Regions from separate parts of the Homo sapiens genome. Here region 2 is linked to region 1. Evidence: read pairs that join two places in POLR2A ChIA-PET (ENCODE). Cell type or tissue: MCF 10A. All regions are shown on one strand. Each heading gives the region's core, and the rest is flanking DNA. Links, peaks and the distances in the headings are about the cores only.

Region 1 (7,927 bases), core at 1,560-6,559:
GGACCAATTCCAAATGTCAATTCATTCACCACCATTGCCCTTGTCATTGCATCCACTCCTCCTCTCTCTCTGACTTGTGTTAATGGTAGGTAACTGTGTATGAATCTAGGCTGGGGGTTTGTCTTTGAGGTCAAGGACTATTTCTGATTCACTGTGTGTCTCCCTAAATCCTTCTTCCACCCAGCAAAGATGCTCAAAATATATATACAAATGATAGCCCTTTGTCCTGTACCTTTTCTGAGCTTTGGAATGTCTCTCTGTACTGATAGAGCATCATGCAACAGACCCAGCAGAGGAGGAAATAGCTGTGAGATTATCTGCCCATTATAGCAGGATTCAAAGAAAGCTGCTTTCATGCCAGGAAGCCAGGGGATCGTAGTAAACGGCTGTCTTTAACCAAAGACAGGGATCTTCCACTATTAGGAGGGATCTTCCACTATTGAAAGTTGAGACCCTGGGACCCCTGTCTCATCTATCTCTGCCATCAGACCTGCCGCTTCTCACATAGTTGCATATGGACAAGATGCCTCATTTTGGTGTGCACTGGGAGATCTGGCCTATCCATGAAACTCTCTCCATTGGTTGCCTGTTGAAAGGGCTCCCTACCAATTTGGTCATAACACAGACCAAATTGAGGAGGTTAAAAGAGATCAAGTGTCTGAACATGGCTTCTTTGGACTCTAGGAGGAGTTGATCAAGTGTCACTCCAGTGCATATACTGTTTTTATGCACAGTATGGATTTGAACATCCTGGTGAGTGAGTCCATGTTAACAGTATGTTCTCAAGCAGGAATATGCAGCTCTAGCTTCTGTTTTTAGAAAGCTCAGAGATTTTTTGCACTGGAAGAGAATTAGACATCCAACATCCTCATTTCAAAAGGAAACTGAAGTCAGAGAGGAGAAGGGACTTCCCAATGGTACATAACCTGCTATTGGCAAAGGTGGGACCAGAGCCCTTAAGTTTTTCAACTTCTCCAGCAAATTCCTCATATCTAAGAGCAACGCTTCAGTTTTCCTTAATAAAGTGCCCCAGATCCTCACATTCATCCCTTTCAGAGTGCAACTTCCTACTTGGTTTACAAATGAGTCAAGAAAAGAAAATCTCCTCTTTAGCAATGTAGTGTGGGACCAGCTCACTTGAGTATGCAAAACTTGTCCTTGAGAGCTGCTAGCTCTTTACTATTTTTTCTGGGTGCAACAGTGTGCATGTCACCCCACCCTTACTGCCTGGCTGTCTTCACACATCACCTTCTCTGAGAGTGCTTCTCTAATATCCCCACCCAAAGAGCTCCCCACATATGCAAATCCATTGATTATCATGTCTCTTTGCTTTTTCAGTCTCCATGAAAATTATTGAGACCTAAGATGTAAGACCTATTTCTGATTATTTTGTTTATTGGTTGTCTTCTCCCACCAGAATGTAAGCCACATGAGGTTAGGAGCCTCTCTGTCTTATTCTCTGTAGTATCTCTGGCTCCTAGAGTACTGCCTGGTACAGGGTTGCTACTTCATTATTTCTTACTGTATATGAGAATGAATGAGTGAATTGAAAAGCAATTGAACTCTGGTTGTGCCTTACAGGTATAGCAGAAGTTGTCTGCACAGAGAGGAAGGAAGGAGACGATCTTTGATATGAATTCTGTTGGCCAATGAGGCCTAGAATGTTAACAATTAATGGCCACATTTTCCTAGTTAACTACAAAGCAAGAGTGAAAAGGAGATAATGTTGGACTAACTATTTGACTACATTGTCTGATTTATCCAAAAGGTGGTATGGAATTTTGATCCAGTAGTGGTACATCATCTTTGATAATACACACGTACACATAAGGGAGTGTACACACCCATATACACTCACTCACACTCTGCTATTGCCTACTACCTATTAGATACTCCCAACAAAAGCTCTTAAACTAAAAATGACATGGTGTTGTTAAGTTTCTCAGGGAAATCCACCTATCTATGGAACTCAAGAGAGCAGAGGGCTGGTCTCTGGAGAAAAATAAAACAGGGTCAAAAACCAATTTTATTTGTTATTTTTCACTGGAAATACATGGTTAATCCAAGAACTAGCAAAGAGGTGTTGAAAAAGATTCTCTGATGTCATTTGTTTTTTCTTTTTCTTTTTTTTTTTTTTTTTTTTTGAGACGGAGTTTCTCTCTTGTTGCCCAGGCTGGAGTGCAATGGCACAATCTCAGCTCACTGCAACCTCTGCCTCCCAGGTTCAAGCGATTCTCCTGCCTCAGCTTCCTGAGTAGCTGAGATTACAGGAGTGCGCAACCATACCTAGCTAATTTTGTATTTTTAGTAGAGGCGGAGTTTCTCCATGTTGGTCAGACTGATCTCAGACTCCTGACCTCAAGTAATCCACCTGCCTCAGTCTCCCAAAGTGCTGGGATTACAGGCCTGAGCCACCGAGCCCAGCCTCATTTGTTTTTTCATACAGATATATCTCATCTGCATTAGAGGTAGATCCAAGATTAAGATGTGAACATGTTCCAGCTTTAATTTCAGTTGTTTTTCTTTTTTAAATAAAGAAAAGCCAGCAATACAATTTGTTTCTCATTGAGCACTATACACATTCAGCTATGACTGAGAATTTAGAAGATACAAATTCAAACTCCAGTTTAATTTCCTTTTTCCTGTTTGACTCCAAGCTCAGTAGGTGATCTTATAAGTTGACAGGGGTAACATTGCACCTATTAGCACTTGTCAACCAAAAGTAGATTGTTCGGGTTTCAATAAATGTTTTTTTGAATTGGATTTAGGTTGGTGAGAAAATATATTAAGTCAGAATTCTTTGAGGCAAATTACATATTGAAATGAACAGTTTGGTGTTCATCCTGTCTACCATCCCCCTCAAAAACAAAGAGACAGACAGAAAGAAAAAAAAAGCAGAAGTTTTGCTTTTCTAAGCTACGAGAATTTCTTCTGCTGCTACATCTGTGAACGCTTTACAAGGCAATGTCTACAGTTTGAGTTTTACAGCCCATTTTGATTGCAGTTTACATGACATCTGGGGCTCTATTTTTGGAGAAATTTCAAAGCTAGTGACTTCCAGTTTTTAATCAGCAGTGTATTTATTTTCTACCCTAGCATAATTGTTCATGGCTCCACATTGATTTTTTTATAGGAGACAATGCAAAATGATAATCAGAGTGAATTAGTAATTTGATCTTGTATCTGTCAAGGCTTGATGGCTTTTACCTGCTCTAGAGGCTAGAAGGCAATGTGCTGACCTCATTGTGTTGAAAAAAATTGAACACATCGTGGTTGTCAAGGACAAGACATTCTCAGTCATAAGAACAAAGAGAGCAAGAAAGGCTAATGAGGGAAGAGGCCATACAACCCTGAAAAGTACACAGCCTCCTGCCCCTCTGCTCAGAATCTGGGGTCATGTTTGCAGCCACAGGTGCCACATGCAGAAGTGTCAGAGGTGTGAAAACCAGAGCAACTCCATCTTGAATAGGAGCTGGGTAAAATAAGGCTGAAACTTGCTGGGCTGCATTCCCAGACAGGTTAAGGCATTCTAAGTCACAGGATGAGATAGGAGGTTGGCACAAGGTACAGGCCATCAAGACCTTGCTGATAAAACAGGTTGCAGGTTGCAGTAAAGGAGCCAGCCAAAAACCACCAAAACCAAGATGGCCGTGAGAGTGACCTCTGGTCATGCTCACTGCTGCACTGCCACCAGCGCCATGACAGTTTACAAATGCCATAGCAATGTCAAGAAGTTACCCTGTATGGTCTAAAAAGGGGAGGGATTAATAATCCACCCCTTGTTTAGCATATCATCAAGAAATAACCATAAAAATGGGCAACCAATAGCCCTCAGGGCTGCTCTGTTTACAGAGTAGCCATTCTTTATCCCTTTACTTTCTTAATAAACTTACTTTCACTTTGCACCACGGACTTGCCCTAAATTCTTTCTTGCGCGAAACCCAAGAACCCTCTCTTGGGGTCTGGATAGGGACTCCTTTCCAGTAGCGCATTTAACAGAAGGACAGGCTGTGCAGACATTATTTTCGCTCCTTTCTACTGAGAAGGGAAAACACCACAATTGAGCAGCCTGCTCCTCTATAAGTGAATGAATAAGCACTTGCTTTTCATTGTGGGTGAGTCAAATGGCCTGGCATATATGCAAGTAAGAACTAGAGCAGAGGCTGCTCACCTGCAAACTCACATCAGGGCTTCTGCCCGGAATTACGGTATTTTTTGTTTGTGTGTGTGTTGTTGTCATTGGCTTCTTTTCATAGGGGTTTGGATGAAGCTATTTAAACACATGAGACAGCAGCCACTAGGACTGTATCTAAGAAGGTAAGTGGTTTGCCCAGGGTTACATGGCTAGTGGAAGAGCTAGTCTTTACAAGAATCTTTTACATAAACCAAACCAGGTGAGGTAGGATCAATAAGAGGGTGAAGTGAGGAACCGACATTTTTAAGAGCTCCATGAAATGAAGGAGCTTGGAGAGAAAATTGATAGATGGTACTTTCAGTAGCCCAGCCTCCTCCTGTAATTTCTGGCTTCACCTTTCTCTAAGCCCTCCTTTGCTCTGAGTTCTGTCTGGGCAAGTCCCAAGCTCCTGGAATGCATCTTTGCCTTCCTTATCTGGAAGCTAATCACTAAATAGCAGGTGGCGGAGATTCTGGTTTTCATCCCTCTTTCTCTCTCCCTTTCTCTCTTTTACTCACTTCCTCAGGGCTATGAATTTCTGAATCTTAAACAGGAAACCTCCCTGATTTGTTCACACCTGGAATGCCATTCTATCTTTGTTTGAAGAGTGCAGAAATTAGAGCGCGGGAGAATCAAGAGAAGGAGCTGTTGTGTGAAGAGGGAAGAGAGAGGTCAGCATTTAAATGTGAACACACACACTGAGAGGCACATATACATGCACACAGTTTAATCTAAGCTAAGCATTCTTTCTTTCAACTCCTGCATTTCCCTCCTCATCTCCACTGCCAGCAAATGTCTTACAAGACAAAGAGTATTTACTGTGTGTCACTTCAGTTATCAACACTCTGCACAAATAGGTTGACAGAGGAAACAGGCAAAGTACCTTTGCAGGCCCATTTGGGGTTGAAATAGCAACTAGACTGCCTAGAGGCTGCCAGATATTAGCTTACTTATTGCTCCTGCAAATGTTAGAAGCTGGCTCTTGAGAGAACCTGTCATCAACATCCCTGTCCCCGTGGGTGTCAGGAAGGTTCGGCCTTCTTTAAGGTAGGCACTGTGTCCTCATGGACTGTTCATTTTGGGAAGAACCTTGGGAGATCACCTGGTTCAAGCTCCTGGCTTTAGTCATTGTTTGTCTCTAAATCCAGAGACCAATGTTTGTGATCTACTGACTCGTAAGCTCCCTATGAGGAAAATGGAACAAAATATTGGGCACAAAGACATAAATCTAAATGCATGGTTTCTAATCTGTGGACCCTGAGATCCCACAGGAGCACCATATTTGCATGAATCAGTGCTTATAGGTTGACCAAATAGCATGATTCACACACATATATTATAATACTTCTAATGGTTTTATTCATTCATTCTACAAATACAGTACTGCTTTGTGCCAGAAACTGTGGTAGGTGCTGAGCATATAATAGACAGGGAATAAGTCAAACTGACTCTGCCTTCATGGAGCTTCCTGTCCAGTGGTAAAAACAGGCAGAGAGAGCTGCAGAAACACAGAGTGAAAGCAATAACTCAGATTTGGAATATTATATAGATAAGGTTATGATTAATAGAACTCAAATTCCTTTAAAGGTAGTAGTCTCTGTCTGCTATTAAGCATTTGCTCTACCAATGCATTCCTAAATGTATTTTTATCTACATGACTATACATGTTTTCAGATTCAAATGTGCTCTCCTGACTAAAAAGATTGGATACCACTGACCTAAATCATCTGCTAGGATTGCCTTTTCTATCCCAGGTGAATAAATTAAATAGCTATGTAGTTTTCCCTTTGCCACTGGAAGTTTCACTGAAAAATCAACTCATGAAAGGCAGATTAATAAGAGAAAAGGCATAGATATTTGTTCACATTCATGCGAGAATCACAGGGTGATTTCCCAATATCCCAGTGGGTTACAGATGCTTGTATACCTACTTCTTGAGGGAAAGAGAGATGGGACATTGTGGATGACTTTAGGGACATTAGTAAATAATTTTCAGGGCAATTCAATGGCTGTGAAGAATATACAATGGCCTGGGAGAAAGTCTGTTGGGCCCACAGAGCAGAGAGTAGTTTGTGATAAAAGTCTGCCCATGTTTGTTGACAGACTTCAGTTTTTCTTCCTGCGATATGAGTTCAGTTAATGAAAATTCAGAGAAGGGATCAGAAGTAATTGTTTTCGTCTTTGGTAGGTGTAGATCTTAGGCAGATAAGGGAATTTCAGAGAACAGCTTCATCCTTCTCCATGATAGAAGTAAAGGATTGAGAGACAGAAGCGGGTAGAGAGGGAAAAACAATTGTTCTCCTTGGTGGGTCCGTCTGATCTTTACGTAGATAGGGGGAAAGTCTCCTCCAGCATCTGTTGATCTCAAAGGACCTTTAATTTAAAATACCCATTATACCAGGGAGCTATATTTTGGGTGAAGTTTCCTGTGCTCCTTCAGCAAGAAATAATATTTTACCAATATTCCAGTAACCCTCAGGGAACAATTTTTTCATAGTTCTACACTGGCTTTGCATCACTGAAAATTAATCTCAGAGTTCTCTGTACCCCATAACCCAAGAATGCTACGTCTCTGGGGAACCCTGCAGAAACCCAGAAAGAGCATGATCATTTGGTTATAAATTCCACCTCCCTAGTGGGCAGCCTCATCTCTGTCCTTGACATGGGTGAGGTTGGAGGCAAAGGTTTGTTGTTGATTTTGGTATGCTATGGAATACCAGGCCTGGAGCCACAGGACATGACTTGTTGCTCTATTAGACATGCTAAATAAGCTCCTGAAACAAAGAAATCAAGCGAAGATTAGATGGGAGGATTTTCTTGTCAAGAATTATGAATGCAAAAATAACCCTGAAAATATAGCTATAGTTGAATAGGGGCTGGGCAAGACAATGGACAGAAAGATTTGTTAGACATAAGATCCCACTTAAATCAAAATGATCCACCAAGGCTCAGCTCCCAATGGGGTCTCTATGTGCAGATTCAAGGGTAGAAATATTGTAGGGACGTTTTTAGTATCAATTCTGCATTAGACAATGTGATAGGTATCAAGCCTACAAATACCAATGAGATATAGTCCTTTAACTGTCTTCTTTTAGTTAAAAAAAAAAGTAATTGTCAATACTCATTAAAAATATAAATAAATAAATAGTATTTTAAACTTTGTGACAATGGGCAGAACAGCAACAAGGAAAGCAGGCCAAGGCACTGGGTTTGGAGTCAAGAGATGGGTTTTATCCTGGTTATATGTTGAATTTACTTCCCACCTTGGGCAAATCACTTCCCTATCTAATCAGTTTCCTAACCTGTAAAATGACAAAAATCACTTCCACTTCCTAGTTTTATGATTCCAGGTCCAATACAAGAAGGAATTTCTTTTAAGGGCCCCCTTAATCTGGTCAAAGTTATCCTTCCCAGCAGGGCAGAAACTTCACCTGTTTGCATTAGGCCTGGGTTGTGGGATAAGCTATCTCCTGACAGACCCCAAGAGTCTCCATCTTCCAGTCCTCCCCAAGTGACCCCATGAGAAGACGTATTAAAGGAAGGAATTCAAAACAGTATGGCCCATGTAAAGAGTATCCTTTAGGAACAGGATCTGTTTACTTAGTGGCTGGAAACTTAAATGCATGCATTGTATACCGCCCAACCCCCAACTCCCCACCCCCACTGCTATCATAGCCATTAAAAAAAGGAGCATAGCAGATCTCTGACAGTTAGACCTTACCCATTTTCAGCTCTGGACTTTCACTGAGGTAA
Region 2 (7,927 bases), core at 1,653-6,652, 150 kb after region 1:
TTTGGAAACTTTATGTTGTTCAATCAGCAAATAGTGTATTGGGTAAGAGAAACACTAGGTTATTTTCAACCTCAAGCTATTTAATGAGATCATTGGAGTCAACTGGTCAACTGTTGTGACCTACGAGAGAGAATATTTTCTGGACTGTGTCTTTATTACTGACAGATCATTGTGGCAATGTGTAATATTCAATAACTGACTTGTAACATACCATACTGAATTGTACTACTTGTACAGATTGAATTACGAATGTGCTTTTATAAAGGCCAACTCTTTGGTCCCAGGAACCCTGAAGACCTCAAGTTAATTGCTCATTCAGCAAGAATTTACTGAATGCCTGATAAATCCCAGGCCTTATTCTAGTCTGAGGATTCTGAGATGAATAAGTCACTGTCTCTTCTCCTAAGGTACCCACAGTCTCACTGGGGAGATTCACAGAGGAATTGACTTCACCCAGGGTGACAAGTAAAGTTCCCCTCTTCAAATCCAAAGCAAGGCTCTAATGTCTCAGGAGTGTTCTTAATGCATCATCCAGAACTCCCTTCATTTTATCCTTAGATATATATTGGCCTAAAAAGCCTCAGCCTGGCATAGTGGAGTGGTTTGGGGCAGAGTAGACTCTCAATGTGGTTAGAGAGCACTGAGGACCCCTGCTTCTATGTGGACTCTCACATGGCTGAGTCTCCTCAGCCCCAGGTGGGAAAAGGGCTGGCCTGAGGTTCTACTGCTGCTGAGTCAGATCCTCCTCTCTTGCTAGACAAAGAGCATTTTCCTCCCCAACAACAGCGTGTCAGACCGAGCTCCCTGCACCATCCTCCCCCGCAATCTCCCAAGCACAGTATCGACACTTGAGATGGACTGGAAGGCCCTGAGCAAATATTGGCTCTTGAGAGGTTAATAATTTACAAATGAACTACAGCTGATAAAAAAAAAAAATCAGGGCCTTTGCTGCTGGGATATGGTGCATGACATGCATGCAGCCAGTCTTCTCCAGTGGGCAACAAAGTGGCAGGCACCAGCTGGCTCCTTTATAAAGGTTTAGAGAGGTGGGCCAGACCTTGTTCTTTCCCATATAACAACGGGAGTCGTGGGGAGCCCGAGCGTTTGGTCAAACCACCAATATTTCTTCTGTACACAGAAGTCCAGTGAGATGCATAGGCAGCACGCTTCTCCTGGGGGCAGCTTGGCAGCTCCATTCTTCATGCCAGGAAGGACATCAGGATTTTTATTCAACTCCACAGGCCTGCCACACCATCCCACCAGCCTTTGCAAACCACTTCTGTACTGTGACTTAGACCCCCTTGGACAGGCAGGTGCCTATGTTTGATCCCCTGCAGAGAGAAGGAAACAAAGCCCACTTTTTAAAGCTGTTGTTGATTCCTTGGGATTTTGGTGGGCACATACAGGAGTGAGCAAGATGAAGCAGAGGAACAGAAAAAGCCTGCCAGCAAGCAGCCCGTGCATTTAGGAGCTGAGAAAGGAGCCCACAACAAATGGACAGAACCAGAATCATTCTGTGTGGAAAAGAGGTGGTTTAGAAGAGAGGGGGCGGTGGCTGTGTTCATCCTGGGGAGTAGCATAGCAAGGAACAAACAGACAAGGTTCAAGAGGATGAAATGAACTCCTCCTTCAGGAAAGAAATTACTAGGCTTGGACATGAAGAAACTGTTGTGTTGCAGAATGGATATTTCTATTCCCTGCTCTACTCCATTGTCTGGGCCAGTACCTATGGAAGGCAGATTAACACCAGAGAGCATTTAGTAATTTTAGTAATTTTCTCAGGTGAAGAACCAGAAACTCTTTTTACATAGTAGTCCATAAAAGCTATGCTAAGAAGAAACCCATTCTGGCAGTGAGAAAGTTTGTGCTGTTTTATCATCCTCTCCCCACCCTGCTACCCAGCCCAAAGTAGAACCCAGAACAGCACACACATAATCACACTCAACACACAAATACACACACACAGAGGACATAATCACACTCACACATACACACAGAGGACATAATCACACTCACACACACACACACAGAGGACATAATCACACTCTCACACACACACAGGACATAATCACACACACACACTCACACTGCACATATTACACTCACACTGGACATACACACACACACACTGGCACACGCACATACTCAGATGTACTCATACACGTGCTCAGACTTGCACATACACTCAAAAGTAACCAAACACAAGTGCTCACACTTGCATTCACATACATGCTCCCAGGTGCAAACACACACGCTCCCAGGTGCAAACACACACACAAACTCATACCTGAGCCCATCAAGAAGAGAGCTGGGGGAACAAATGACCATGCCTGAGCCTGGGGAGAACAGATGGAGCCAGGCAGAGAGTCCTGGTGGGAGGCTTTCAGCCCTGCGCTTCCCCACATCTGCAATGTCCTTCGTGATCATGTCCACACACCTCCAAATCTTACCCACATGTAGGTGCCCCCAGCCAGAGAGGCTGCTCAGCCCTTGTTCTTGGGAACTGCTTCCACTGCACAAAGAGGGGTCTTAGCAGCCATGTTTCTGGGGACAGTTCCCCTGGCCATAGCTAATGAGTTTACAGACTGGAGTCCTGACACTCTGCTTGATTAATCACATTAGATCACCTGGAAACTGAATGTTTCATCAGAGAAACAAAGAATGTTTGGCACTGAATTACATTGACAGGGGAACTCTCTGGGGAAGGGCCACAGATTCCACCACAGGGTCCCTGAAGATCTTTGCTTCTCACCCCTACCTGAGACTTACTTGTTGAGTTTTTTCATGGGTTCTGTGAGATAGTAGAGTCTGCTGCCTGTGAACACCTTTTGTTACAAAAGCTAGACTCACTTTAATTTATTTGCAAAAAAACAATTAATATACCATCCATTGTAATTCTATTCAAATATCCACTCCTGCCCATGTCTCCAGCTAGAAGAAATCTGTTCATCCTCAGAGCATTCAAAGCATTTTTATGGCCTCATTTTCTTCCCTGTACCATTCATTTCTCTCTTACCCTTAGTACTAGATCATATGCTCCTTTAAGGTACAAGTTATGTTTTTTTGTTTTGTTTTTTGTTTGAGACAGGGTCTTGTTCTGTTATCCAGGATGGAGTGCAGTGGCATGATCATAGCTCACTACAGCCTTGACCTCCTGGATTCAAGGGATCCTCCCAACTCAGCCTCCCAAGTAGCTGCGACTATAGGTGCACCACCACAGCTGGTTAATTTTTCATTTAAAAAAAATTTAGTAGAGACAAGGTCTTGCCATGTTGCCCAGGCTGGTGTCAAACCCATGAGCTCAAGCGATCCTCCCACCTCAGCCTCCCAAAAGTGCTGGGATTACAGGTGTAAGCCATCACACCTGACCAGAAGCCATATTTTACTTTATCTTTTTAGCCCACTTAGCAATTAGCACTGTGCCTTCCACACAATAGTTTTTGATAAGCATTTGTTGTACGAATGTGCAAATGCATGATTGAATAAGTGAGCTAATAAGTGATCTCAGGTGATGTTAAGTATGTCTTTTACTTTTCCTCCAGGAATTTATGGGGTCTTGGTCTCAGAAGCTAAATCTCCTCACATGTGAATCAATTCATTTTGTTTCAACATACATTTGTTGACATCAAACATGTGCCAGACCCTGTACAAAGAGGACACAAAATGAGTAAGACATGGACTGTCCTTAAGGAACTCATGTTCTCACTGCACCAAGGGTGGAGGTTGTGAATAAGGCAAAGGAACACAGCTCCCCGCCCCGTTCACCCTGTACACAGCCCTGTACACCCTGTTCCCGGGAACAGCAGAGGTAGGAAAGTCACAAATTGTACATCCACCCCAATCTTGCAACAAGAGTGTATTAAAAGCCATTTTTCAAGGCTGAGTAAGAGTTTGTGACCTGATAGACGATGGCTGGCAAACTCATTTCATCATAAATATCACAGCAGATAATATACTTCAATACAAGTGATGCATCTGCCTATGCCAGGATCCTCAGAGTGAGTAATGCTCCTCCAATATGGGCTTCTGAAAGATAAACAAATTATGGGCTGTAATTACCTGACATTTGAGTTTCCTTTTTATGAGATTTTCTTCACTCTAATCACACTCAGAGTGGGAGGATGGAAGATACAATTGGGGCTTAAAGAAGGGAAGAAGAGGGGTCTGCTCTCTCAGCAGAGAGGCGGATGCCAGATAAACAGCTCCTAAAGAAGGTGCTGGTGCTTCTGTCCCTCTGGAATGAGAGGAAAGGCTCAGCAAGTAGGAAGATGTGCAGAAAGTGGAGAAATGAGAAAGGAGAGAGAGTGGTGATTTCTCAAGTGTGTGCATTTTTAGACGATGCCTGTGACAGAAAAGAAATTCTCTTCTCTGACGCATACATATCACATAAAGACATAATGCATGCTATGCAGACAGAATTCTACATCTTCAAACTCTCCCCGCTGCAGAGCTCAGGCGGAGATTCACACACTCTCTAGCCCACTGTGGACCTTGAATTTGACCCTTCCTCCTTTCTGAAGGCAGCATTTCTCATCTCCCCTTCAAAGGTTTGCCTTAAACTTCACTTTTACAAATCCTTTACCTCCTGATAGGCTCCTGTCTGCCAACATCGATTGTTCCTCCAAAATGTTTCCTCTATGGGCCTGTTGTTAATATTTGTACTTGAAAATTAAACCTCTCCTTACACAGGGGACCAGACTCTATTGAGTCTGTGGCTTCTTCTGAAGGGTCAGAGAAATATTTCAAGATGGGAAGGAAGTGTGCCATAAAAAATAATAAATCAACAAATGAGAGGGTCACAGTGTAATGTAGTAATCTCTAAATTGGACGTCAGGAAATCTGGGTTTAATTAGAATCTTCACTGTTTCTTATGAAAGTGATGTTTCTTTGCTTCAAGTCAATTTTCTCCTCACTTAAAATGGGAATCACTTATTTGGTAGGTTGCTTTAAGGATCCAACGTCATAATATCCATAAAATTCCATGTCACCTTCTGGGTTCCATAAATATTTATTTCATCCCAGCCTCCTAAGTCTGAATAATAAAGGACTATAAATGTGCACAGCATTCTTTGTTGTACTTTTGAAGGTCTTTTCACACTAACAACATTCTCCAGAGGCAGGAAAGACTAAAGCAGTTGCCTTTTTTTTAATTGATGAAGCCATTGAAAGAATTCAGGGAGGTTAAGAGACTTGCCCAGAGCTATGTGGAGACTGAAAACCCAGATTCTTGAACCTTTCTGTGGTCCTCAAAGACAGCATACTTACCTGGGAGGGTCAGGTCAAAAGGGGGTCCCTTTTATGAACTATTTAAAAACTCCTGGCATTTCTGAGCAGAGAAGCAGCCCATGTGGCAACTGAGGTGTGAATCCAGTGGATATGAACTTTGCCTCAAAGAAAATGAGCCAGCTGACACCTGATGCCAGAAATGCAATGGGTGAGATCAATGGTTTGAATCTGAAAAAAGGCAGTGGGGGGGGTGGGGTGTGTGGGGGGCGTGCTATGCATAGGGAGAAGAAGTATGCATGAACTTAGTGATAAATTCATTTGTTTCCTAGGGTACCACAAATTGGTGGCTTAAAAGAACATATTATCTCACTGTTCTGGGAGCTAGAGATCCAAAATCAAGATGTCAGCAGGGTCATGTTCTCTCTGAAGGTGCTAGGGAAGATTCCTTCCTTGACTCTTTGTAGTTTTGGGTTATTGCCAGCAATTCATGGTGTTCCTTGGCTTGTAGACACATTGCTTCAGTCTCTTGTTTCCGTAGTCACACAGTGATCTGCCAGGGTGTGTCTGTTTTTGTGTCTCTTCTCCTCTCCTTATGAGGATACCATCATATTGGATTCATGGTGCACCTGTACCAGAATGACCTCATCTTAACTGAGATGGCCATTAATTAAATAACCAATTGAATAATTAAATAACCAATTAAATAGGTCATTTGCAATGACCCAATTTCCAAATAGAACCACATTCTGAGGCTCCAGGTAGGACACAAATTTTGGGGGAACACTATTCAACCCAGCACAATAAGAAAATGAGAGCCAAGCTGAGGAGGAAGAATGAAAACCTGAGAAAGAAAACTAGGTGAAGAGGGAGACTATGAGACAGAAGACAGACAAAGTAGAGAGTGAGACAGAGACCAGAGGAGACAGAAGTGGAAAGACAGAGTGAAAAGATGAGAAAGGAAGAGAAAGAGAAGGATGCTAGTGAAGCACAGATACACAGACCCCTGCACACACCATGTGGGAGACACACAACAACTTGGTGTTTAAAGAATTTCCCCCAAATATGCACCTTCTCTCCCACTAGATGCCCACTGGGCAGCCCTAAAGCTGTTACTGTAGAAACTGAAGTAGACATCCTCTTTGGGGTTAATAGATGGCCCCAGTAAGAGAGACCAGTTAGTCCGTTGGCCCTCACATTCCTACTTCCTCCCATGACTCTGGCTCCAGGGGCTTCCAGTTTTCAACGTTAGAACCTCCGTGATGGTTTTTCAAAAAAAAGTCTTTTTTTCAAAAGGCCAATTTTCAGGTGGTGTTATGTTTATTTACCTCCTATAGAGCAGAAAATGGGCCACTCAGGAGATGCGATGATGACACTTCCCCCTTGAGAAGCAGCTGTTCCTAGCTTCTGGCAAGCTGCTTAGGGTCAGACTGTCCCCATTTTTCATCCAACCAGATGTCATCCAGCGTTATTCTACAGATTCCATGTCCTGGTCTTTTCCAACTCACTGGAGTTTTCCAAAGATCTCCAAAGAGGTGCTAGCCACTTTAGTATCAGCCAAAACTGACACCAGGAAGGAGGAATCATAAATTAGCAGTAGGAAGGAGGCCTTGGGGCTGGCAGAACACCAGTGTGCAGTGTGTGTGTGTGTGTGTGTGTGTGTGTGTAAGGGGGAGGTTTTCATGGAGAAATAGGTGGAGGTAGAAAGATATCCATCAATATAGACCAAGACCAAGCCATTTCCAAGTTACGGGGCTCTAGAACCCTCTTTGTCATTGGAAAAATCACGCATTCACTCAGAACAGAAAGTCACATAGGACAGCCAGAATTTATAAGCTAAGATGTGCTAAGTCTCCCCTTGCTTTATTTTCTTTTGCCATATTGAAAATTTAGTGAGTTTGGCTTTAGGATAATAGTCCCCACTCCTTCCCTATCATAGAAACCACCATTTAAAAAGAGAAAGCCACAAGCTTGCAGGTCTCCTAAGGGAAATTTCCCATGCCAGCCTGACCTGGCCAGTAGTGTGACGGGGGAGATGTGGGTGAAAGGACAGAGGTGGGCAGACACCACCATAGCATCGTGCTCAGCCGCTGTGCCATCCCTTCGGAGCAGTGAGAGGAAGAGCCCTCTACTGGCAGGAGCATCTTCTGGGCTTCTGGGCTCCCCAGTCCTCTCACCTCCCACAGCAGGAAAGGCAGTGAGGTGCGCAAGCCCATCTCCAGGGACAGCCACAGAAAGAGCAGTGAGTTAGGAGACATTTATCTCACATGGCCACACAATGGAGCATATGCCTTAATTGTCATAGCAGCTGTTATTCATTCGTTGTTTCTCTTATTTACTCATTCATAGTTTTTTTTTTTTTTGTCACCACGGTTACAGTGGTCTATGTTAAGTACTGAAGGTATCAAGATGAAAAAAAGCTCAGTTCCTAATTTTAATTCAAAGCAAGAGCAAAGCAAGAAAAAGGAAGTGTAGGGGCTGAGTGCTCAGGGTCACAAACTATAAAGGAATGGATTCTTTCACCTGAAGGCAGGCTTTCCCATCGCCCCCACAGGGCTGCAGGTGTTTGGGGCCTCTTCTAACTCTGGATCTCTCCTCTGCCAGGTGTCTAGCACCTCCCTGATGACCTGATGACTTAAGACTCCCTTAGATCATTCTCACAATCAACTATGGCACCCTAACCCGTGGGCAGAATAAAAACCTC

The links. Peaks named below come from ENCODE experiments on the same cell type or tissue, not always from the same donor. Only the 100,000 strongest peaks of a DNase experiment are listed, where the experiment ranks them.
Region 2: POLR2A ChIA-PET joins it to region 1 with 16 read pairs; 2 of 35 experiments call an interaction of 5 or more read pairs at or near these places.

The regions. Positions count from the first base shown.
Region 1 is chr1:209,379,475-209,387,401 of GRCh38, forward strand. It overlaps LINC01698 (long intergenic non-protein coding RNA 1698), which reads left to right. Exons shown (of 3, transcript NR_146491.1): 3 at 1-216. Among named protein-coding and RNA genes, the nearest start is that of LINC01698, 11 kb to the left of the region's middle. RefSeq lists enhancers at 4,102-4,849, 4,850-5,598. In MCF 10A, for the core only: no CTCF peak of the experiment used is centred there; DNase peaks (open chromatin) are centred at 4,167 and 4,577.
Region 2 is chr1:209,527,349-209,535,275 of GRCh38, forward strand. LOC105372898 (a long non-coding RNA gene) reads right to left here. Exons shown (of 7, transcript XR_922535.3): 4 at 3,899-4,026; 5 at 1-1,331. Among named protein-coding and RNA genes, the nearest start is that of CAMK1G, 52 kb to the right of the region's middle. In MCF 10A, for the core only: no CTCF peak of the experiment used is centred there; no DNase peak of the experiment used is centred there.